Linked DNA regions of Homo sapiens: region 2 is linked to region 1. A link is a loop called in an ENCODE intact Hi-C map of the cell type or tissue named here. Cell type or tissue: CD4-positive, alpha-beta T cell. All regions are shown on one strand. Each heading gives the region's core, and the rest is flanking DNA. Links, peaks and the distances in the headings are about the cores only.

Evidence for each region. Peaks named below come from ENCODE experiments on the same cell type or tissue, not always from the same donor. Only the 100,000 strongest peaks of a DNase experiment are listed, where the experiment ranks them.
Region 2: it touches region 1 in a loop (9-fold over the local background); 2 of 110 quality-filtered maps call a loop at or near these places.

The regions. Positions count from the first base shown.
Region 1 is chr16:30,591,025-30,601,664 of GRCh38, forward strand. No RefSeq gene overlaps it. Among named protein-coding and RNA genes, the nearest start is that of ZNF785, 11 kb to the left of the region's middle. In CD4-positive, alpha-beta T cell, for the core only: a CTCF peak has its summit at 7,325 (motif pointing left); a DNase peak (open chromatin) is centred at 7,307.
Region 2 is chr16:30,473,273-30,488,515 of GRCh38, forward strand. ITGAL (integrin subunit alpha L) reads left to right here. Exons shown (of 31, transcript NM_002209.3): 2 at 924-1,026; 3 at 2,034-2,128; 4 at 2,241-2,308; 5 at 5,819-5,936; 6 at 6,059-6,189; 7 at 8,167-8,312; 8 at 10,555-10,687; 9 at 10,841-10,991. It also overlaps the pseudogene RNU7-61P. Among named protein-coding and RNA genes, the nearest start is that of ITGAL, 8.2 kb to the left of the region's middle. In CD4-positive, alpha-beta T cell, for the core only: no CTCF peak of the experiment used is centred there; a DNase peak (open chromatin) is centred at 9,279; H3K27ac peaks cover 420 bases.

The DNA of each region.
Region 1 (10,640 bases), core at 2,641-10,640:
ACAGGCGTGAGCCACCGCACCAGGCCTTTACTTATTTATTTATTTATTTATTTATTTATTTATTTATTTATTTGAGATGGAGTCTCACTCTGTTGCCCAGGCTGGAGTGCAGTGGCACAATCTCAGCTCACTGCAACCTCTGCCTCTGGGGGTTCAAGCAATTCTCCTGCCTCAGTCTCCCGAGTAGCTGGGACTCAAGCACACACCACCATGCCCAGCTAATTTTTGTGTTTTTATTCGAGACGAGGTTTCACCATATTGGCCAGGCTGGTCTCGAACTCCTGAGCTCGTGATACGCCCGCTTCGGCCTCCCAAAATGCTGGGATTACAGGTGTGAACCGCTGCACCCAGCCCACCATCTCATTTTATTAAAGGGAAATTAAAGCACAAGGAAATACAGACCATGACTGACAGGTTAGAGCCACTAGATTTCTGTCTGCAGCCACAGATCTTCCTTCCCAGGCATCCACTGCCTGCAGCTAGAGAGTCTAGTCTGTGTTCCTCACAACACCATTATCAGATGGGGTCCCTCAGATGGTGAGATGCACAAGCCACTGGCATGTCACTTAGACTCTGCCCAATTTGGACAAATTTTATCAAACTCTGGTTGTGTTTCATTTGCTGGTTCATTATAAGGATATTACAAAGGATATAGATGAAGAGATGTAGTGGGTGAGATATGGGGGAAAGGGAGCAGAGATTCCATGCCCTCCCTAGGTATGCATGCTACCCCTCTAGGAACCTCCACATGTTCACCTATCTGGAAGCTTTTATTTTTTTTTTTTGAGACGGAGTTTCGCTCTTGTTGCGAGGCTGGAGTGCAATGGCATAATCTCGGCTCACTGTAACCTCCACCTCCTGGGTTCAAGCAATTCTTCGGCCTCAGCCTCCCGTGTAGCTAGGATTACAGGCGCACGCCACCATGCCTAGCTAATTTTTGTACTTTTAGTATAGACAGGATTTCACCATGTTGGCCAGGCTGGTCTTGAACTCCTGACCTCAGGTGTGCCACCCTCCTTGGCCTCCCAAACTGCTAGGATTACAGGCGTGAGCCACCGTGCCCGGCCGGGACTGCCTTTTAAAGTTATTTTGATATTGGACAATGCCCCTGGCCACCCAGAACCCCATGAATTCAACACCTTTGGTGGTGAAGTGGCCTACTTACCCCCAAACACAACACTTCCAATTCAGCCTATAGATCAAGTTGTCATAAAGATCTTTAAGGCTCATTACACATGGTACTCTATGGAAAGGATGGTCAACCCTATGGAAGAGAACCCCATCATGAAAGTCTGGAAGGATTACACCACTGAAGACACCATCGTTGTTATAGAAAAAGCTGTGAAAGCCATCAAACCTGAAACAGATTCCTACAGGAGAAAACTGTATCCAATAGTGCGACTACTAGAGAAAACTATGCCCAGATACTAGGTGTTACTTCATAGGAAATTATGACAAGAGCCAATCAAGGAAATCACGAAAGAGACTGTGAATATGGCAAAAAAAAAAAAAAAAAAAAAAAAAAAAAAAATTTAGGGGGTGAAGGATTTCAAGACATGGATTTTGGAGAAACTGAAGAGCTAATAGACACCATACCAGAGGAATTAGAATACAACTTGGTAGAGATGAGTGCTTCTGAACCAGTGCCAGATGATAAGGAAGATGGAAAGGGGCAGTGCCAGAAAACAAATTGACATTAGACAATCTGGCAGGAGGGTTTCCGTCATTTAAGACTGCTTTTGACTTCTTTTATGACTTAGACCCTTCTAAGATATGGGCACTGAAACTAAAGCAAACAGTAGAAGAAGGATTGGTACTGTATAGAAATATGTCTAGAGAAATGAAAAAGCAAAAAAAGTCATTTTTTGATGTACTTATGATGTATTATGAAATTATGATGTATTTCCAGAAATTATGATGTATTTCCATAAAGTTGCACCAGTGTGCCTGCCTCTTCTGCTCCCCCTTCGCCCTTCTCCACCTCTTCTGCCTCTGCCACCCTTGAAACAGCAAGACCAACCCTTCCTCCTCTTCTTCCTCAGACTGCTCAACATGAAGATGATGATGATGAAGAGTTTTATGATGATCCACTTCCACTTAATGAATAGTAAATATATTTTCTCTTCCTTATGATTTTCTTAATAACATTTTCTTTTCTCTAGCTTACTTTATGATAAGAATACACTACATAAGCCAGGCGTGGTGGCATGCGCCTGTAGTCCCGGCTACTCAGGAGGCTGAGGCAGGAAGATCACTTGAGCTGAGGAGTTTCGGGCTGCAGTTGAGCTATGATCACGTCACTGCACTCCAACCTTCGTGACAGAGCAAGACCCATCTCTAAATTAAAAAAAGAAAAAAGGTGGGGGGAGAGAGTACAGTATATGATATATATGACATACAAAATATGTTTTTGTTTTTTTCTTTTTGAGACAGGGTCTGGCTCTGTCACCCAGGCTGGAGTGCAGTGGCTACCATCCTGGCAACCTCTGCCTCCTGAGCTCAAGCCATCCTCCTACATTAGCCTCCCAAGTAGCTGGGAATACAGGTACATGCCACCATGCTTGGCTAATTTTTTAATTTTTTGTAGAAGCGGGGTTTCACCTTGTTGTCCAGGCTGGTCTCGAACTCCTGAGCTCAAGCAGTCCTCTCGCCTCAGCCTCCCAAAGTGCTGGGATTACAGGCGTAAGCCCAAAAAAGTATATATGTATTTAAATATTTACTATCTGATTTTTTTTTTTTAGGACAAGGTCTGGCTCTGTCACCCAGGCTGGAGTGCAGTGGTGAGATCTCGGCTCACTGCAACCTCCACCTCCCAAGCTCAAGCAATCCTCCTGGCTCAGCCTCAGCTGGGATTACAGGCATGCGCCATGGCACCCAACCCCAAAACATGTTTTAATTGACTATTTATGTTATTGGTAAGGCTTCCAGTCAACAGTAGTTAAGTTTTGGGGAGTCAAAAGTTAGTGGAGGCCGGGTATGGTGGCTAATGCCTGTAATCCTAGCACTTTGGGAGGCCGAGGTGGATGGATCACCTGAGGTCAGGAGTTCGAGACCAGCCTGGCCGGTATGGTAAAACCCTGTCTCTACTAAAAATACAAAAATTAGCCAGGCTTGGTGGCACATGCCTGTAATCCCAGCTACTCGGCAGGCTGAGGCACAGGAATTGCCTGAACGCAGGTGTAAGAGATTGCAGTCAGCCGAGATTGTGCCACTTCACTCCAGCCAGGGCCAAACAGCAAAACTCCATCTCAAAAAAAAAAAAAAAAAAAGGCAGAATAGATGTTACTAGAGGCTAGAAAGGGAAGGGTAGGGGCAAGGGTGGGATAGGGAAAAATTTGTTAATGGACATAAAATTATTAGCTATATTGGAGGAATAAGTTCTAGTGTTTTATAGCACCGTAGGATGACTATAGTTAACAATAATATACTATATATTTTCAAATAGCTAGAAGAGAAGATATTGAATGTTCCTAACACAAAGAAATAATAAATGTTTTAAATGATGGGTATGTTAATTGCCCCGATTTGATCACTACACATCATATGTATAGAAACATCACCACATACCCCATATTTATGTATAGTTATTATGTATGAATTAAGAAGAATAATGGACCCCAAAGATTTCACATCCTAATCTGCAAAACCTTTGATTGTGTTACCTTATATTAGCAAATAGGACTTCGCAGATGTGATTAAACTAAGGATTTTGAGTTAGGAACACTAACCTGTTGAGTCTAATGTAATCACAATGGTCCTTATAAAAGGGAGGCAAGAGGGTAAAAGTCTGAGAAGGATATGTGACAACAAAAGCAGAGGTGGAGTGATGCAGTTGCTGGAGAGGGGCCACTAGCCAAGGAATGCAGGCAGCCTCTAGAAGCTGGAAAAGGCAAGAAACAGATTCTCCCTAGAGCCTCTAGAAAAGGAATGCAGCCCTGCCAACACCTTGATTGTCCCATAAGACCTATTTTCAGACTTTAGACCTGAAGAACTATAAGACGATAAATTTGTGTTGTTTTCAGCCACCAGTTTCTAGTAATTTCTTACAGTAACAAATGAACACAGATAACATTGTTGAGGAGCATTTCTGAGTTTGTCAACTACTCTATTGATGTGGGAGCACTCTCCCAGCTCTGAACTCAAGAAAGTCTAAAAAGAAGTAGGACTCAGAGACATTATGCTGAATAAAAGAAGCTTTAGACAAAAAAAAAAAAAAAAAAAAATACACACTGTATGATTCCAATTATATGAAGTTTTATAACAGGGAACACTAATTAGAATAGTAGTTGTCTCTGGTGGGGTGGGAATGGGAATTGACTAGGAAGGGGCATAAGGCAACTTTCTTTCTTTTCTTTTCTTTTTTTTTTTTTGAGACAGAATCTCACTCTGTCGCCAGGCTGGAGTACAGCGGCAGAATCTCAGCTCACTGCAATCTTTGACTCCCTGGTTCAAGCGCTTCTCCTGCCTGAGCCTCCCTAGTAGCTGGGATTATGGGCACATGCCACCATGCCCAGCTAATTTTTGTATTTTTAGTAGAGACGGGGTTTCACCATATTGGCCAGGATGGTCTCGAACTCCTGACCTCGTGATCTGCCTGCCTCAGCCTCCCAAACTACTGGGATTACAGGCATGAGCCACTGTACCCAGCCACATGAGGCAACTTTCTAGGATGATGGTAATGTTATGTATTTGGATAGGGGTTTCAGTTACAGATGTATACGTCTTTGTCAACACTCAGCAAATATACACTTAAAGTTTGTGCATTTTATGTACTTTTAACTCAAAAAATATATAAAACAAACGTGGAGCTCTAGTTAATGATATGCATGTTGAAATGTTTACGGGTGAAGTGTACTGATTTCAGCAATTTTTTTTACATGCACCCAAAAACAAAGTGTACTGGTAGAGTAACTGATAGTTACATGATAAAGCAGATACACTAAATGTTAGTGATAGAATCTAGGTGGTGAGTATATGGGTATTCTCTGTAAAAGTCCTTCAACTTTACTGTGTCTTTCAAAACTTTTAAAATGAATGGTGGCTGGGTGCAGTGGCTCACACCTGTACTCCTAGCACTTTGGGAGTCTGAGGCAGGTGGATCGCCTAAGGTCAGGAGTTTGAGACCAGCCTGGCCAACATTGTGAAACTCCATCTCTACTAAAAATACAAAAATTAGCTGGGCATGGTAGCTCATGCCTGTAATCCCAGCTACTCTGGGAGGCTGAGGCCCGAGAATCGCTTGAACCTGGGAAGTGAAGGTTGTAGTGAGCCAAGATCGCACCATTGCACTCCAGCCTGGGCAATGGAGTGAGACTTCATCTCAAAAGAAAAAAAAAAGCAAAACCACTATTGAGAATGAAAAGACACTCCACAGAATGGGAGAAAATATTTGTAAATCATGTGTCTAATAAGGGATTAATATTCAGAATTTATAAATAACTCCGGTAACTCAACAACCACTAAAAAATAAAAACCCAATTTAAAAGCAGGCAAAGAGGCTGGGCACGGTGGCTCACACTGTCATCCCAGCACTTTGGGAGGCCAAGACAGGCAGATCACTTGAGGCCAGAAATTCGAGACCAGCCTAGCCAACAGAGATGATGAAACTCCATTTCTGCTAAAAATACAAAAATTAGCCGGCATTGTGGCACAGACCTGTAATCCCAGCTACTCAGGAGGCTAAGGCATGAAAATCACTTGAGCCTGGGAGGTGGAGGGTGCAGTGAGCCAAAATGGCACCACAGCATTCCAACCTGGGCAACAGAGCAAGACACCACTCAAAAAAAGAATTAAAAAAAAAAAAGATGAAAGCAGGCATAGGATTTATATAGACATTTCTCCAAAGAAGATATACAGATGAGCTGGGCGTGGTGACTCACGCCTGTAATCCCAGCACTTTGGGAGGCTGAGGCAGGTGAATCACCTGAGATCAGGAGTTCAAGACCAGCCTGGCCAACATGGTGAAACCCCATCTCTACTAAAAATACAAAAAAAAAAAAAAATTAGCCGGGCGTGGTGGCGCACGCCTGTAATCCTAGCTACTTGGGAGGCTGAGGCAGGAGAATTGCTTGAACCTAGGAGACAGAGGTTGCAGTGAGCCGAGATCTTGCCGTTGCACTCCAGCCTGGGCAACAGAGTAAGACTCTATCTCAAAAATAATAAATGAATAAACACACAAACAAACAAATAATAAATAATTATCACTTTTTTGCATTTTCCCAATTTCTTTACTGATTATTTTTGGGATTTGGAAAAAACATAAGGCCGGGCGAGGTGGCCCACACCTGTAATCCCAGCACTCTAGGAAGCCAAGGCAGGAGGATTGCTTGAGCCCAGGAGTTCGAGACCAGCCTGGGCAACATGGAGAAACCTCATCCCTACAAAGAATACAAAAAAATTAGTTGGGTGTGGTGGCACATGCCTGTGGTCCCAACTACTCAGGAGGCTGAAGCAGGAGGATCACTTGAGCTCAGGGAAGTAGAAGCTGCAGTGAGCCATGATCACACAACTGCACTCCAGCCTGGGCCACAGAGCAAGACTCTTTCTTGCTGGGAAGGAATTCTCACATGTACGCACTAGCAGAAGCCACAAGCGGCACCAGGAAGACTAGAAGAATGCGGGGCATGAAAGCTAAGTTACAAGAGAGCTTAAGTAGGAAAACTAAGGTATGTAAGATAAAAATTGAAGCACTGATTTGTTAACTAGGTCATCAGTTATCTTAAAGGACAGTCTTAGAATAATTGCATGGCAGCTGACTTTACAGTCACCCAGATATGTGATCCTGGACAAGTTATTTATTTTTTTTTAAATTTTTTGAGATGGAGTTTTGCTCTTGTTGCCCAGGCTGGAGTGCAATGGCGCAATCTCGGCTCATTGCAACCTTTGCCTCCCGGGTTCAAGTGATTCTCCTGCCTCAGCCTCCCAAGTAGTTGAGATTACAGGCATGTGCCACCATGCCTGGCTATGTTTTTGCATTTAGTAGAGACGGGATTTCACCATGTTGGTCAGACCGGTCTCGAACTCCTGACCTCAGGTGATCCACCCGCCTCGGCCTCCCAAAGTGCTGGGATTATAGGCGTGCACCCTGTGCCCGGTCGACAAGCTATTTAATGTCACTGTGCCTCTGTTTCCTCATCTGGTCAAGGAAAACAATACCTACAGTCAGATCTGGAATTTGAGGCTGCCCTACTTATAGGTTAATAAATGGGTCTGTTATTGTTTCATGGATGCTGTCAGAAAACAGAGACAAAAGACCTTACTGTTCAGGGCACAACAAGCAGCATGAGCATGCCTGCATTGGTTCCCTTCTGCCCCCTGCAGGGGCAATGTGGGATGTGCCCAGATGGATGCTAGACACACAGTGAGTTGCATCATAGGGGAGGAACAGGAAGCTCCTGCTGTTTTTTTCCTTTTTAAAGATGGGATTTGGCTGGGAGCGGTGGCTCACGCCTGTAATCCCAGCACTTTGGGAGGCCAAGGCAGGCAGATCACCTGAGGTCAGGAGTTCGAGACCAGCCTGACCAACATGGTGAAACCCTGTCTCTACAAAAATACTAAAATTAGCTGGGCATGGTGGCAGGTGAGTGTAATCCCAGCTACTTGGGAGGCTGAGGCAGGAAAGTTGCTTGAACCCAGGAGGTGGAGGTTGCAGTGAGCCAAGATCACGCCACTGCACTCCAGCCTGGGTGACAAGAGTGAGACTCCTTCTCTAAATAAATACATAAATAAATAAGATGGGGTCTTGCTATGTTGGCCAGGGTAGTCTCAAACTCCTGGCCTCAAGCAATCCTCCTGCCTTGGCCACCAAAAGTTCTGGGATTACAGTTGTGAGCCACCATGCCCAGCCATCTGCTGTTTTATAGTAAGCAGTAAGGAAGCTGCTCTTTGTCCTGGATGCAGACATTACCTCTCCCTCAAGGTTTGCTTGCTGCCAACACTCCTGAGAATTGTTCTGGGTAATGAGTGGCAAGGGCTTTGCTTATTTATTTTTATTTATTGGTTATACTTACATTTATGGTTTATTAAAGCAAAACGACACAGATTTAAAATCATCAAAGGGATAAGGTACATGGGACAAAATCCGGATGCAACCGGGCACAAACTTTCAGGTGTCTACTCCCAGTGGGGTATCACAGGGACGTGCTTTTTTCTCCCTGCAATGATTTTTGACAACAGGTGCTGATTGTTCCCAAACAGAGAAGTTCACCCAAGCTTTAGGGTGCAGGGTTTTTTTGTTTGTTTGTTTTGGTTTTTTGTTTGTTTGTTTGTTTGTTTAGATAGTCTTACTTTTGTTGCCCAGGCTGGAGAGCAATGGTGCGATCTCAGCTTACTGCAACCTCCACCTCCCAGGTTCAAGCAATTCTCCTGCCTCAGCCTCCCAAGTAGCTGGGATTACAGGTGTGTGCCACCACCTGGCTAATTTTGTATTTTTAGTAGAGACGGGGTTTCACCACGTTGGCCAGGCTGGTCTCAAACTCCTGACCACAGGTGATCCACCCACCTCGCGCTCCCAAAGTGCTGGGATTACAGACGTGAGCCACCGCGCCCGGCCATGTGTGGGGTTTTTATTGGGGATTAGTCACATAGGCTTGGAGTGTCCATACTACTGATCTCTGCTACTCAGACCCCAGAGCAAAAAACAATGTTCACTATAAATCACACTTAGGATAAACTTATTTGTTCAGACTGGTACAGCATGATGGCATGCTGTATGCCAAGACCTCTGGCATACAAAAACACTAATCAAATAAAATATTCCACGGGCTCAGAAGTTATTTCCCAGGAGCAGACCAAATGCCAGTTCTAAAGATGAGCTTTCTTTGGAATGTGCAGGGTTTGAACAACCTACACCTCCTGAGTTAACCCATTCCTACACACACCTGATCCCATGAGTCCATTGTACCTGGTAAACTAAATTTTGTATCTCTTAGAATTAAAATTAGTTTAGGTCCAATGTCAACAAATCTCTGGAAACTCTAGTTACTTCCCCTTCTCTGATGCTCACAGTAGCAGTAGTCTACATTCACTGAACCCACTTGTTTATTCTTTGGCCCACTGCAGTATTAATAGACACTTGACTGAGCTTTCATGATGTGCCATGTACTGAGTTAAGCACTTTATATACATTCCAATCTAATGTGCTTGCTAAATGGCTGCAGGTACACTTGGAAAAGGCTAGAAGCTCTACAGCATGTTTTTGTCAGTGTAGAACTGACATCAAGTCCTTCATCAAGGGAACCCAGCCTCCCCAGATCTAGAGAAGGGGAGACTCTAGATCTGTGAATAGGCTCAAGTCTGAGAATCTGTTGAAGGCAGGGACTTGCAATTTTTGCCAACTCAACAAGATGTGAAGGCAGGACTTGCCGAGATGGATCGGAAGTCAACATGAGTGGGCACGCTGGTCAATTTGGAGTCACAGCAGGGAGACTCATGGAGGAGTGTCTGTTAACACCTACTTTATAGAGTTCTTGTGAACATTGGATTGGAATGTATATAAAGTGCCTAACACAGTACATGGAACATCATAAAAGCTCAGTCAAGTGGCTATTAATATTGCAGTAGGCCAAAGAATAAACAGAAGTGGATTCAGGCCAGGTGCAGTGGCTCACACCTGTAATCCCAGCAGTTTGGGAAGCTGAGGCAGGCAGATCACTTGAGGTCAGGAGTTTGAGAACAGCCTGGCCAACATGGTGAAACCCCGTCTCTACTAAAAATACAAAAATTAGCTGGGTGTGATAGCATACACCTGCAGTCTCAGCTACTCAGGAGGCTGAGGCACAGAATCACTTGAACCTGGGAGGAGGTGGAGGCTGCAGTGAGCAGAGATCGTGCCACTGCACTCCAGCCTGGGTGACAGAGTGAGGCTCCAGCTCAAAAAAAGAAAGAAAAGAAAAAAGTGGATTCAGTGAATGTAGGCTACTGCTTCAAGGCATTTAGCTGAAAATAATAGGGATCAAGAGAAAAGTTCTTTTTTATTGTTTTAAAGGCAGATCTTAGCATGCTTATAGGCTGGAGTGTCTTTGGGACAAGAAAGGGAATCTGAAACCATAAAACTAGGAGACGAGAAAGTAGGAATAATAGAGCAAAGTCCCTGAGGGGCAGAAGGGGATGAAACCCAGGCCCAGCTGTGTTGCTGAACATTGTATATCCAGGACTTGCTGAGATGGATCAGAAGTAAATATGAGTGGGCACACTGGTCAATTTGGAGTAATGGCAGGGAGCAGAATGTTAAAGAAGCTCCTATTTGACCCCTTGTATTTTCCTAGTGAAAGCGGAGGTATTTACTGGTTAAAAATATATGGAATGGGCAGGGAGCAGTGGCTCACACCTGAATTCCCAGCACTTTGGGAGGCTGAGGCAGGTGGATCATGAAGTCAGGAGATCGAGACCATCCTGGCTAACATGGTGAAATCCTGTCTCAACTAAAAATACCAAAGATCAGCCGGGTGTGGTGGCAGGCACCTGTAGTCCCAGCTACCAGGGAGGCTGAGGCAGGAGAATCACTTGAACCCAGGAGGAGGAGGTTGCAGTGAGCTGAGATCACGCCACTGCATTCCAGCCTGGGCGACAAAGCAAGACTCCATCTCAAAAAAAAAAAAAAAATATATATATATATATGGAATGCTTCTCTGGGCACACTG
Region 2 (15,243 bases), core at 4,301-12,300, 120 kb before region 1:
ATACAATAAAATTAGCTTGGCGTGGTGGCACAGGCCTGTAATCCCAGCTACTCGGGAGGCTGAGGCATGAGAATCATTTCATCCCATGAGGCAGAGGTTGCAGTGAGCCAAGCTCGTGCCAATGCACTCCAGCCTGGGTGACAGAGCAAGACTCTGTCTCTTAAACAACAAACAAACAAAAGGCAGATAGTTATTGAGTAGCTAGAGCTGGGAGGAGGGTGCTGGGTTCTGGGGCCACCTCTGCGCGTTTTAGGCAAGTCCTTTCCCCTTTCCAGCCCCACACCCTTCATCTAAACAAATGAAGGCCCAGCCTCCATGACATTCTAGGATGCTCTGAACTAAACTCCATGCGGGGAGAGAAAGCAGGGCGGAAAGGACAGCTGGGTGTGCCAGGGCGCCTGGGCAGGCTGACTGAGGGGGAAGGGAGCTGGGATCTACAGATGCTCCGAAAGACTGGCCCGGTGGGGTGGGGAGGCAGCCCCCCAGGGATCAGGGGAGCTACAATCTGAGACTGTGGGAGGAGGCGCCTGGGCCCCATGACCGCAGGAGAAGTGGGTGGCAGAGGCGCACCCGGCTCGGGGGCATCCCCATCTTGGCCTCTGCCTGAGAACTTGGTCACCCTCTGCCTTGGGGCCCCTTGGGTCTGCTCCTCTCTCTGGAGCCTCTAACTTCTCATCCTTCCTTTTTTGCAGAGAGGCCAAACGGGAAGTTGTATCCTCAGGCCCTGGGAAGAGCTTTCAGAGCTCTAGGGGGGCCGGGAGTTGCTCCTTCCATATTCCCAGAAGTCAACGCCCTGGAGGGGAAGCGCAGGGTGCGGGTGGCCTGGGGAGCGACATCCGGGTGGGCCTGGGATCGGCCACCTGCTGGGCACGTGCAGGGGCGGGGGTCCCTCGGTCGCAGCTGACGACCCTTGCCTTCCTCAGCGCCGGCCTCGAGCTACAACCTGGACGTGCGGGGCGCGCGGAGCTTCTCCCCACCGCGCGCCGGGAGGCACTTTGGATACCGCGTCCTGCAGGTCGGAAACGGGTGAGCTGTGCCCCACAAGTCCTCCTCCTGATGCCCGCCCTGGGGCAGCCCCCGAGGCGGTGGCCGCCTCCCCGACCCTCGCCTGGGCTAGTCGGTGGCACGAGGCAGCTCTCCAGGGGTTCCCGTCTGGAGGAGCCTGTGGTGGGAATCCTCAGAGACAGGAGTGAGGGATCAAAAAGCGGGATACACGCGATCAGGGAGGCCATGGAAGTGCAGAACAGGGAAGGATCCCAGCCCCAAAACACTTCGCATTGCCCAGTAGGTTCCTGACACTCCCTTACTCCCCTGCGAGCGCCTGGAAGCCAGGAGTCTGTTCTCTCTTCCTAACCCTTCTTAGATACGCCACCGCCCAGCACACAGTAGGTAAGCCATGAATGGCTTTTGAATCAAGGATTGAATGAATGTACTTATCATGAGACATTCTGGCGGATCATTCTCTGGGCCTCAGAGACTGTAAATGCAAAGGAACCTTAATTTTCTAGGATTTTAGCATTTGGAATTATTTCTCTGCGATTCTGTAGGGAAGAGATGAGGACGGAGGCATCTTCTTTTTTTTTTTTTCTTTTTTTTTTTTTTGAGAGGGAGTTTTCGCTCTTGTCGCCCAGGCTGTAGTGCAACGGTTAGATCTCACCTCTCTGCAATCTGTGCCTCCCAGGTTCAAGCCATTCTCCTGCCTCAGCCTCCCAAATAGATGGGATTACAGGCATGCACCACCATGCTGGGCTAATTGTTGTATTTTTAGTAGAGACGGGGTTTCACCATATTGGCCAGGCTGGTCTCAAGTTCCTGACCTCAGGTGATCCACCGACATCGGCCTCCCAAAGTACTTTGGCCTCATGCGAAAGTTACAGGCATGAGCCACCCCACCTGGCCAGAGGCACCTTCTTGAAGGGGAATGGCTGCAGTGCTTGGAGAAATGAGACAGGAGATCTGAACCTCCTTAGCAGGCAGGAGTAGATGGGTACAGATCTGGGCCACTCCCTCTCACAGGTGAGATTTCTCACCAGGGTCATCGTGGGAGCTCCAGGGGAGGGGAACAGCACAGGAAGCCTCTATCAGTGCCAGTCGGGCACAGGACACTGCCTGCCAGTCACCCTGAGAGGTGAGTAACTGGGGGGTGAGCTGGGAGGAATGGGATCTTGGGGAAACTGAGGCTGGCCCCAGCCCACCTAGACTGCCTGAGCTCCTCCAGACCAACCTTCTGGTGCCTACAGGTTCCAACTATACCTCCAAGTACTTGGGAATGACCTTGGCAACAGACCCCACAGATGGAAGCATTTTGGTAAGAATTTTGTGCAGTGGTGTTATCAGAGCCTGTGAAGCTCAATTCAAGTAATGAGAGAAGAAAAGAAGAAGAATGTGGATAAAAGTTCCCACAGATGGTCAAAGGCATCAGAGTCAATTAGTGTTTATTGAGAACCAATGATGAACCAGCCTTTTTTTTTTTTTTTTTTTTTTTTTTGAGACAAGGTCTCATTCTATTATTCTATTGCCCAGGCTGGAGTGCAGTGGCGTGATCACAGCTCATTGTAGCCTCAACCTCCCTGCACTCAAGTAATCCTCCCACCTCAGCCTCCCAATTAGCTGGGACTATAGGCGCATGCTACCATGCCCAGCTAATTTTTATATTTTTTGTAGACAGAGAGTGTCACCATGTTGCCCAGACTGGTCTTGAGCTCAAGAATCCTCCTGCCTCTAATCCCAGCACTTGGGAGGCCGAGGCAGGCGGATCACGAGGTCAGGAGATCGAGACCATCCTGGCTAACACGGTGAAACCCCCATCTCTACTAAAAACACAAAAAATCAGCCGGGCATGGTCGCGGGCGCCTGTAGTCCCAGCTACGCAGGAGGCTGAGGCAGGAGAATGGTGTGAACCCGGGAGGCGGAGCTTGCAGTGAGCCGAGATCATGCCACTGCACTCCAGCCTGGGCGGCAGAGTGAAATTCCGTTTCAAAAAAAAAAAAAGAATCTTCCTGCCTCAGCTTCCAAAGTGCTGGGATTACAGGTGTGAGCCACCACACCCAGCAGAGCCAGCTATTTTCAATAACTTAACCTCACTTTTCTTCCAAATATGAAATATCTGTGATCATTGATATGCAATATGATTTTTAGTGGTATACAAACTTTTAATGTTTTCATGGTTATAAATTTAATGGCTTATTAGAAAAAAATATATGACAAGCACATCAAATTTATAATTTCTTACATCATATTGCTTAGGAAGAGGCTGAAGTTAAACAAAAATTTAAAGGAAAATATTAAGAAAATAATAGTATGCTCATATGGCAGATATTGTGAAGTATTACACAAATGCCTAAAGTTTAGGAAACACTGCTTTTTTTTTTTTTTTTGAGACAGAGTTTCACTCTTGTCACCCAGGCTGGAGTGCAGTGGCATGATCTCAGTTCACTGCAACCTCCGCCTCCTGAGTTCAAACGATTCTCCTGCCTCAGCCTCCGGAGTAGCTGGGATTACAGGCGTGTGCCACCATGCCTTGGCTAATTTTTGTATTTTTAGTAGAGATGGGGTTTCGCCATGTTGGCCAGGCTGGTCTCGTACTCCTGACCTGAGGTGATCTGCCCGCCTCGGCCTCCCAAAATGCTGGGATTACAGGCATGAGCTACCACACCTGGTCACTTTATTTCTTTTAAACCCTCAAGACACTCCGGTGAGATAGGGATCAGTGTACACATTTCACACACGAGGAAACAGGACCAAAGGGTTAAGAGACTTGACCAAGGTCACATGGTTGCAAAGTGGTAGAGTCAGGATTTGAATAAAATTCTCATTTGATCCCAAGTTCATTGCTCTCTCCAACTTATCCCAGCCAGCATCCTTCTGTGTGAGAGATAGAAGACTGAGTGAAATATTCATCCAGTATTTAAGTAGAGCTTGTTTATTTAGCTACTATTATAGCCAGGCATTGGGCGAGGTTCTGACAGGGGAAGGGGAGTGAGATACAAAGTTGATGAGGCCGGGCTGGTGGCTCACATCTGTAATCCCAGCACTTTGGGAAGCCAAAGCTGGAGGATTGCTTGAGGCCAGGAGTTCAAGACCAGCCTGGTCAATCCTGTCCCTACAAAAAAAAAAAAAATGTTTTTTTCATTAGCTGGGCATGGTGGCACACACGTGTAGTCCCAGCTACTTGGGAGGATCAGTTGAGGCCAGGAGTTCAAGGCTGCAGTGAGCTTGATCATACCACTACACTACAGCCAGGGAGACAGAGTGAGACCTGTGTCTAAAAAGAACAAAAACAAAACAAAGCAAAAAGATGACCATGATACAAGCCCAGACTTTGAAGAAATTGCAATCTGGCAGGAAAGGGTCATAAATGAAAGAAATGACTTTGGGAGGCCGAGACAGGTGGATCGCTTGAGCCTAGGAGTTTAAGACTGGCCTGGGCAACATGGCAAAATGCCATCTCTACAAAAAAAAAAAATAGCCAGGCATGGTGGCGTGTGCCTGTAGTCCCAGCTATTTGGGAGGCTGAGGTAGGAGAATCACCTGAGCCCAGGAAGTTGAGGCTGCAGTGAGCCATGATTGTCCCACTGCACTCCAGCCTGGGTGATGGGAGTGAGACCTGAAAAGAAAGAAAGCAAGGAAAGAAAGCAAGAAAGCAAAGAAAGGAAAGAAAGAAAGGACGGAGGGAGGGAGGGAAGGAAGGAAGGGGAGAGGAGGAGAGAGAGATAGGAAGGAAGGAAGAAGAAAAAGAAAGATGAAGGAAGGAAGGAGAAGGAAGGAAGGAAAGAAAGAAAAGGCTGGGTGCAGTGGCTCACTCCTGTAATCCCAGCACTTTGGGAGGCCGAGGTGGGCAGACACAAGGTCAGGAGTTTGAGACCATCCTGGCCAATATGGTGAAACCCCGTCTCTACTAAAAGTACAAAAATTAACTGGGCGTGGTGGTGGGCACCTGTAGTCCCAGCTACTGAGGAGGTTGAGGCAGGAGAATCACTTGAACCCGGGAAGCAGAGGTTGCAGTGAGCCAAGATCGCACCACTGCACTCCAGACTGGGTGACAAAGCGAGACTCCGTCAAAAAAAAAAAAGAAAGAAAGAAAAAGAAAGAAAGTGGGGGGCGGAGGGGAGGGGAGAGGAAGGGAAAAAGAAAGAAAGAGGCATGGCCGGGCGCGGTGGCTCATGCCTGTAATCCCAGCACTTTGGGAGGCCGAGGCAGGCAGATCACGAGGTTGGGAGATCAAGACCATCCTGGCTAACACGGTGAAACCCCGTCTCTGCTAAAAATACAAAAAATTAGCCGGGTGTAGTGGCGGGTGCCTGTAGTCCCAGCTACTCAGAAGGCTGAGGCAGGAGAATGGCGTGAACCCGGGAGGCGAAGCTTGCAGTGAGCCGAGATCATGCCATGCAGTCCAGCCTAGGCGATAGAGCGAAGACTCCATCTCAAAAAAAAAAAAAAAAAAGAAAGAAAGAAAGAGGCACTGTATATTCTGGGAATCTTGATAATTTGATTTGGCTGGAACACAGAAAAAGAGATTGGGACTAGGAGAAGATGGACCTGGAAATGTGGGGTCGTGCCCAGTGTAAGCCCAGATAAGGAGTCCAGACTCACCACCAGTCCTACAGGCGGTGAGCATCCATTGGCATAGAGCATTGGTAGGATGGGAGGGATGGACAGTAGAGACTGTGGAGGCGGACATTCCTTGCCTTGGTAACCAGTTGGATAGAGGAAGTGAGAAAGAGGACAAGGACTCTGAACGTTCCTAGTTTTGGTTGATGTTGCCCAAAAGACACATAGCAAATAGGAGACCCAAATCTTTGGCCTTTGCTTTCTTTAGGCCTGTGACCCTGGGCTGTCTCGAACGTGTGACCAGAACACCTATCTGAGTGGCCTGTGTTACCTCTTCCGCCAGAATCTGCAGGGTCCCATGCTGCAGGGGCGCCCTGGTTTTCAGGGTAAGGAACTGGGGACTCATTGGGTAAAAATACCTCCAAATGGCTGTCCCTAGAGAGAACCAGCATGGGCAGGTCAAACACCAGAGATGCTTCACTGGGTCCCTTGCGTCTGGCTTCTGCAGAATGTATCAAGGGCAACGTAGACCTGGTATTTCTGTTTGATGGTTCGATGAGCTTGCAGCCAGATGAATTTCAGAAAATTCTGGACTTCATGAAGGATGTGATGAAGAAACTCAGCAACACTTCGTACCAGGTAAAAAAGTTAGTTAGGATTCTTGGTTGCATGCAATAGATGCCTACCTGAACTGACTTAAACCATGAAAGGAAATGTTAGTATGTGGAATCCTCAGAGCCTATGGGCATGGCTATAACTGGGCCTCTGGAAGGGACAAGAACCAGGGAGTAGAAAGCTTCTAGGAGTCTCTCTAGTTCTCATTTCCTTTTTTTTTTTTTTTTTTTTTTTTTTTTTGAGATGGAGTTTTGCTCTTGTTGCCCAGGCTGGAGTGCAATGGCACAATCTCGACTCACTGCCTCCCAGGTTCAAGCAAGTCACCTGCCTCAGCCTCCCAAGTAGCTGGTATTACAGGCAACTGCCACTACACCCAGCTGATTTTTGTATTTTTAGTAGAGATGGTGTTTCACCATGTTGCCAGGCTGGTCTTGAACTCCTGACCTTGTGATCTGCCCACCTTGGCCTCCCAAAGTGCTGGGATTACAGGCGTGAGCCACCGTGCACAGCCATTTTTTCTTTTTGAGACAGGGTCTCACTGTGTCCCCAAGGCTGGAATCATGGTGGCACGATCATAGCTCACTGTAGCCTCAAACTCCTGGGCTCAAATGATCCTCCCAACTAGCTGGGACTACCCATGTGCACCACTGTGCGTGGCTAATTTTTAAATTTTCTGTAGAGATGGTTTATCATTGTGTTGCCCAGACTGGTCCCAAACTCCTGGATCTCTCAAGAGATCCTCCTGCCTTGGCCTCCCAAAGTGCTGGGATTACAGGCATGAGCCACTGTGCCCAGCTAGTTCTCATTTCTGTTTCTTTTTGCGTCTTTGCTTCCTTCTTCTCTTTTCTCAGTCTCCGTAGACTGGCTCCCTTAGCGCCTTTAGACCACATAGACCTATGGAAAGCTCCTAAGTTCATGTGTTAAAGTTCCAAGAGGGTTTTTTACCTTCCCCTCAACCAACACCTCCCTTTGCAAATTTCCAGTTCTCAGAGAAGAGGTTCTGGCTGGCGTAGCTTCAGTCAGGTGTTGATCCCCGGCCCAGCCAACTGTATCTAGTTAAGCAGCGTCACTCAGCAGAAATATGGCTGCTGGAACCCATCCCTATCAGTGACATAGGTGGACCCAGAAAACAGGAGCTCAACACACAGTGTTACATGAGGGAGCAAGGTTTATTTCATTTTATTTCTGTGTTTATTTGTATATTGCCTCATTTTCAAAAGAATTATCTGAGGCAAGGATGTGGAGTTGGGTTGCCCAGGTCCTGCATAAGAAGAGATTGAGCCAGGCATAGTGGCTCACACCTGTAATCCCAGCACATTGGGAGGCTTAGCCGGGAGGATCACTTGAAGCCAGGAGTTCGAGACCAGCCTAGGCAACATAGCAAGACCCCATTTCTACAAAAAATAAAAACTAGCCAAGTGTGGTGGCACGTGCCTGAAGTCCCAGCTACTTCGGAGGCTGACGAGGGAGGATGGCTCGAGCCTGGGAGGCTGAGGCTGCAGTGAGCTATGATTGTGACCGTGCACTCCAGCCTGGGAGACAGAACAAGACCCTGTTTTGAAAAAGAAGAAGTAGAGTTTGGGGCTGGGCACGGTGGCTCATGCCTGTAATCCTAGCACTTTGGGAGGCTGAGGCAGGTGGATCACCTGAGGTGAGGAGTTCGAGACCAGCCTGGCCAATATGGTGAAACACCGTCTCTACTAAAAACACACACACACACACACACACACACACACACACACACACCACACACACACAAATATTCGGGTGTGGTGGCACGTGCCTGTAATCGCAGCTACTTGGGAGGCTGAGGCATGAAAATCGCTGGAACCCGGGAGGCAGAGGTTGCAGTGAGCCAAGATTGTGCCAGTGCACTCCAGCCTGGGCAACAAGAGCGAAACTCCATCTAAAAAAAAAAAAAAAAAAAAAAGAAGTAGAGTTTGGAACAGACAAATGGAAAGGGATATATAACTGAATGTCATTTCTTCCTTCCTTTTCTAGTTTGCTGCTGTTCAGTTTTCCACAAGCTACAAAACAGAATTTGATTTCTCAGATTATGTTAAACGGAAGGACCCTGATGCTCTGCTGAAGCATGTAAAGCACATGTTGCTGTTGACCAATACCTTTGGTGCCATCAATTATGTCGCGTGAGTTCCCTTTTGCAGGAGAGCACGTGTCCTGTGATTTGTTCTGGGTGATCTACCCACTTCCAGCTGCAGGGCATGGGAACTCAGTAGGTAGGTACAGCAAGGGGCAGTTTATTGTCTGAATTGAAGTGGAACAATTTTACTGCAGATTCTTTTGGTTGTACGTAACAGAAATCTACTCTGTACTAATTAAATCCAAGAGAAAGTCTAAGCCAGGTGCACAGTCTGTAATCCCAGGGCTTTGGGAAGCTGAGGCAGGAGGATCTTTTGAGCCCAGAAGTTTTTGTTTGTTTGTTTGGTTTTTGGTTTTTGTTTTTGTTTTTTGAGATGGAGTTTCGCTCTTGTTGCCCAGGCTGTAGTGCAATGGCATGATCTCGGCTCACTGCAACCTCCACCTCCCAGGTTCAAGCCATTCTCCTGCCTCCGCCTTTCAAGTAGCTGGGATTACAGACCTGTGCCACCACGCCTGGCTAATTTTTTTTGTATTTTTAGTAGAGATAGGCTTTCACCATGTTGGCCAGGCTGGACTCAAACTCCTGACCTCAGGTGATCCACCTGCCTCACCCTCCCAAAGTGCTGGGATTACAGGTGTGAGTCACCACACCTGGCCTATGAGCCAGGAGTTTGAAGCTGCAGTGAGCTATGATCACACCATTGCACTCCAGCCTGGACAACAGAGCAAGATCTTAACTCTAAGAAATTAAAAATAAATTAAAAAAGAAGAGCCAGGACACCAATGTGGCCGGAGAGAAATAAGTGAGGGGGGAAAATAGTAGGTGATGAGGTCAGAGAGATCATGAGGGTCTGGATGGGTTAGTGACTTGGAGACCATAGTGAGGACTTTGGCTTTCCTCTGAGTAAGATGAGAAGTCATTAGAGGTTTTGAGTAGAGGAGTGATGATCTATGTTTTTTAAAAGATCCCTCTGGCTGCAGGGTTGATATTAGACTGTAGAGGGGGCAAGGGCGGGTGGAAGTGATAGGGCCAGTTAGAAGGCTACTGAAAAATCCAGATGAGAGACAATGGTTGTATAAACCAGGGTGGAAATCCATGAACAGGACCCGCAATAGGCCCATGTCTGTGTGGATGGAGATTGGAGAAGCATTTTGCATCCAAGATAGAACCAGAGGTCTTGACAGCAGGTGTTCATGGGTAAGACGGTTCACACCTTGCTGCTGTTCCAGCAAGAGCTATGGCCAACCCAACTTGCTCAGAGGAAGGCTGTGGGCAAAACAGGAATTTTCTTTTTCTTTTTTTTTTAGAGTCAAGGTCTCACTCTGTTGCCCAGGCTGGAGCGCAGTGACGTGATCCTAGCTCACTGCAGCCTCAAACTCCTGGGCTCAAGCGATCCTCCTGTCTCAGCCTCCTGAGTAGTTGGGACTACAATCACACACCACCATGCCTGGCTAATTGTTTTCATCTTTGTAGAGTTGGAGTCTCGCTATGTTGCCCAGAATGGTCTGGAACTCCCAGGGCAGAAATTTTTAGCCTTGGCCCATCTGGTGTTCAGTTCTCCCTTCTTTATTTTATTTTTTTAATTTTTTTGAGGGTGGAGGATTTTAGCAAAAAACAGAAAGCCTGCTAGACAAATTCTAAAAGAGCTGTAACACTAGTTCTCCCTCCTTCATCTCACATGCACAACCGCCTCCTTTGTGCTGGGAGCCAGAGATACAGCAACAAATCCAACATGGTCCTTTCCTTGAGGAACTCATGGTTTAGGGGGAAAATTGACAGAGAAATGAGTCACGGTAATTCACTAGGTTCACTGCTATGGTAGAGATCCGGAGGCAGCCTGTGGACTATGGGAAGGCAGAGGAGGTGCTGGAAGAGCTTGCTCTGGAAGAGTGACTCCCCAGTTTTCTTCAGCTGTAGGACCCTCTCTTCCACATTGAAATCTCACTTGGATCAATATCTGTAGCTGATTAAAGAGTGGTGGCCATGTGGTTGCAATGGAGGGTAGGAAGCCCAGAGTCATTCCTCACAAAACCTCCTCCTCCTGTCCATGGGCTCTGGGACACCCTCTGGACTGCCCAGGATGCAGTGTGAGGACCACTGGTCCAGAAGGAAAGGGGTGGCAGCAAAGAGGTTTAGAGGTGACTGCTGCAGGCTTGGAATCCCGGCCTGGGAGATCCAGGAAGGGCTTTTGCGTAACCAGCATGGAGGTGACTTGATGAGCAGGTGGGGAAAGAGACCTCAGGCCCTAGTTTGGGGGAGTCTCTCATCTCCTCCTTTCCTGGACACAGGACAGAGGTGTTCCGGGAGGAGCTGGGGGCCCGGCCAGATGCCACCAAAGTGCTTATCATCATCACGGATGGGGAGGCCACTGACAGTGGCAACATCGATGCGGCCAAAGACATCATCCGCTACATCATCGGGGTAGGGCCCCTGCTGCTTCCTGCATCATATCTTCCCTCTCCTCTTTCTGAACCCCAAGCCCCTTTCTCCCTGGGGCCAGACTCTTGTGAAAATAATAGCAAACTGGACTGAGGTTTGGGGGATTTCAGCTCTTCACTCTCCACTCCCTCACAGATTGGAAAGCATTTTCAGACCAAGGAGAGTCAGGAGACCCTCCACAAATTTGCATCAAAACCCGCGAGCGAGTTTGTGAAAATTCTGGACACATTTGAGAAGCTGAAAGATCTATTCACTGAGCTGCAGAAGAAGATCTATGTCATTGAGGGTGAGTGGCAGGCCCTGGGAGAGGGCTCGGGAGTCTGCATAAAGAAATTCCCCTGGGACATCAGGCCGGGCTTGGTGGCTCACACCTGTAATCCCAGCACTTTGGGAGGCCGAGGCAGGTGGATCAATTGAGCTCAGGAGTTTGAGACCAGCCTGGGCAACATGGCAAAACCCCATCTATACTAAAAATACAAAAAATAGCCAGGTGTGGTGGTGGGTGCCTGTAATCCCACTACTCAGGAGGCTGAGGCGCAAGAATCGCTTGAACTCAGGAGGCAGAGGTTGCAGTGAGCCAAGATCGCACCACACTGCACTCCAGCCTGGGTGGCAGAGGAAGACTCCATTTCAAAAAATAAAAAACAAAAAACAAAAATGGCCGGACGCGGTGGCTCACACCTGTAATCCCAGCACTTTGGGAGGCTGAGGTGGGCAGATCACCTGAGGTCAGGAGTTCGAGACCAGCCTGGCCAACATGGCGAAACCCCGTCTCTACTAAAAATACAAAAATTAGCTGGGCTTGGTGGTGCATGCCTGTAATCCCAGCTACTCAGGGGGCTGAGGCAGGAGAATCGCTTGAACCCAGGAGGCGGAGGTTGTAGTGAGCTGAGATGTGCCATTGCACTCCAGCCTGGGCAACACAGCAAGACTCAGTCTCAAACAAAACAAAACAAAACAAAAAAACAAAAAAAAACCTCCCCTGGGACATCCTATTAGAAACACAAAGAATAATAAGCACTTACTGAATATCTGATCTTGTGCCAAGGGCTTGCCTAAATAAAACAGACCTTTAGAAGGAATTTAGGAGAGGGCCATTTGAGAGCAGCCTCTGTGATCTTTCTTTCTCTTCCTTCTTTCTCTCCTTCCTTCCTTCCTCCCTTCCTTCCCTTTCCCTCTCCTCCCCTCCCCTCTCCTCCCCTCTCCTCCCCCCTTCCTCTCCCCTCCTCTTCTCTTCTTTTCTCTTCTCTCTTTTCTTTTTTTTTTTGAGACAGAGTCTTGCTCTGTTGCCCAGGCTGGAGTGCAGTGGCGCAGTCTCTGCTCACTGCAAGCTCCACTTCCCAGGCTCACGCCATTCTCCTGCCTCAGCCTCCCGAGCAGCTGGGACTACAGGCGCCAGCCACCACGCCTGGCTAATTTTTGTATTTTTAGTAGAGACAGGGTTTCATCGTGTTAGCCAGGATGATCTCGATCTGACCTCGTGACCTGCCCGCCTTGGCCTCCCAAAGTGCTGGGATTACAGGCGTGAGCCACTGCGCCCAGCCTCTTTTCTTTTTTGCTTTTCTTTCACAGGGTCTCACTCTGTCACCCAGGCTGGGGTACAGTGGCATGATCACAGCTCACTGCAGCCTTGACCTTCCAGGCTCAGGTGATCCTCCCACGTAGCTGGGACTACAGGTGTGTGATACCACACCTGGCTAATTTTTTTTTTTTTTTTTGTATTTTTTGTATTTTTTGTAGAGGCAGGGATCTCGCTATGTTGCCTGGGCTGGTCTCGAATTCCTGGCCCCAAGCAATCTGCCCACCTCGGCCTCCTAAAGTGCTAGGATTACAGGCGTGAGCCACTGCACCCGGCCCTCTCTGATATTTCTTTCTGAAATTCCATCTTCTCTTGGAGCTCAGGTTGATCTAGGACTGACCTATGTCTTGCTGGTGTGATCTGAGCCCCGCAGAGTGAATGTAATTCCTCCCCCTTCTTGCTCAACTGTCTTGCTGTCACTTATCCAAGGCTCCACATTACTTCAGAAGGGCAGGCTGGCAGGGGCCAGTGTGAAGAACCCACAAGTCTTCTTTCCTGGCCTAGAATAAGAGAAGATTTATATTGTGGTCACCAGATGGAGGACTGGTTATGGAGGGCATTTCCCCAGGAAGCTTACTTGACTGAAAGATATGTGATTCCTACAGGAAAGTCTCCTTTGCTAGGACACAGCCTTGGTGTTCGGTTCAGTTAAAGAAGCAATGGGCTGAGCGTGGTGGCTCACGCTTGTCATCCCAACACTCTGGGAGGCTGAGGCAGGCGGATCACTTGAGGTCACCCAGCTACTTGGGAGGCTAAAGTAGGAGAATCGCTTGAACCCAGGAGGCAGAGGTTGCAGTGAGCTGAGATTGTGACACTGTACTCCAGCCTGGGTGACAAGAGCAAAACTGTCTCAAAAAAAAAAAAAAAATCAGCAGCAATGGTCCAGCCTGGGCAGCATAGCAAGAAGCCATGTCTAAATAATTAATAAAAATGAAAAGTGATTTTTTAAAAAAAAGTTTTTAAAAAAAACTCACTCTCAACTGGCTTTTAAGCTGAGATATGAAAGATGAGATTCAAACAGCAATGTGAGAAAGGTGGAATGAGGGCAGAGAGAAGCACAGGTGCAAGCCCAGGGGCGGGGAAAGGGCTCGGCATGCCAGGAAAATGGAAAAAGTTCAGTGTGACCGAAGCGCAGTGAGGAAGGGAGAGAGAAGGTTGGCAGGGAGGTAAGGGTCTTCCAGGCCCTCAGAAAGAGTTTGGATTTCAGTGTGAAGATCGATGAGAAATCATGAAGGAGTTTTTTGTTGTTGTTGTTTTGAGACAGGGACTCACTCTGTTGCCCAGACTGGAGTGCAGTAGTGCGATCACGGCTCACTGCAGCCTCAAACTCCTGGGCTCAAGCAGTCCTCCCACCTTGACCTCCTGAGTAGCTGGGACTACAGATACACACCACCACACCTGGCTAATTTTTAAATTTTTTGTAGAGACAAGAGTTTCTTAGCCAGGCGTGGTGGCGGGCGCCTGTAGTCCCAGCTACTCGGGAGGCTGAGGCAGGAGAATGGCGTGAATCCTGGAGGTGGAGTTCACAGTGAGCCAAGATTGTGCCACCGCCCTCCAGCCTGGGCGACAGAGTGAGACTCCGTCTCAAAAAAAAAAAAAAAAAAAAAAGAGTTTCTACTATATTGCCTAAGCAGGTCTTGAACTCCTGGGCTCAAGCAATCTTCCTGCTTCAGCCTCACATAGTGCTGGGATTACAGGCATGAGCCACTACGCCCGGCCGAGACAGAGTTTCTACTATATTGCCCAGCCTGATCTTTAACTCCTGGGCTCAAGCAAGTCTTCTGCCTCAGCCTCACAAAGTGTTGGGATTACAGGCGTGAGCCACTGTGCCCAGCCCATGAAGAGGTTTTTTGTTTTGTTTTGTTTTGTTTTTTGAGACAGTCTTGCTCTGTCACCAGGCTGGAGTGCAGTGGTGTGATCTTGGCTCACTGCAACCTCAGCCTCCTCGGTTCAAGCGATTCTCCTGCCTCAGCCTCCCAAGTAGCTAGTAGTACAGGCGCCTGCCACCACACCCAGATAAATTTTTTGTATTTTTAGTAGAGACGGGGTTTCACCATATTGGCCAGGCTGGTCTTGAACTCCTAACCTCAGGTAATCTGCCCGCCTTGGCCTCCCAAAGTGCTAGGATTACAGGTGTGAGCCACTGTGCCTGGCTTTTTTTTTTTTCAAGACAGAGTTTCACTGTGTCAGCCAGGCTGGAGAGCAGTGGTGCGATCTTGGCTCACTGCAACCTCCAGTTGTTTTTGAGCCTCCCAGCCTCGAGCAATTCTCCTGCCTCAGCCTCCCAAGTAGCTGGGATTACAGGCATGTCCCACCATGCCTAGCTAATTTTTGTACTTTTAGTAGAGATAGGGTTTCACCATGCTGGTCAGGCTGGTCTCAAACTCCTGACCTCAGGTAATCTGCTTGCCTTGGCCTCCCAAAGTGCTGGGATTACAGGCATGAGCCACCACGCACAGCCAGTGAAGAGTTCTTAAGGAGAAGCTATATAAGCCAGGCACGGTGGTGCATACCAGTAGTCCCAGCTACTTGGGATGCTGAGGCAGGAGGATCTCTTCAGCCTAGGAGTTTGAGACTGTAGTGAGCTATGATCACACCACTGCACTCCAGCCTGGGCAACACAGCAAGACCCTGTCTCAAAAAAAAAAAAAAGAAAAAGGGTGTATTTCAAAGGCAGGAGTATCATGATTTGGTGATGTGTTGGAGATGAGATGGAGTATAGAGAAGACTCCAGGTGGATTTGGTTTCTTAGCATGGTTCATTAGGTGAGTGGGGGTGCCATTCATTGAAGTGAGAAGCCTGAGTCAGAGCAGAAACCAAGAGCTGAGTCTTGGACACATGGAGATGAGTAATTGGATATTCAAATCTGGAGGCTGGGCACAGTGGCTCACACCTGTCATTGTCCCAACACATTGGGAGGCCGAGGCGGGTGGATCACCTGAGTTCGAGACCAGGCTGG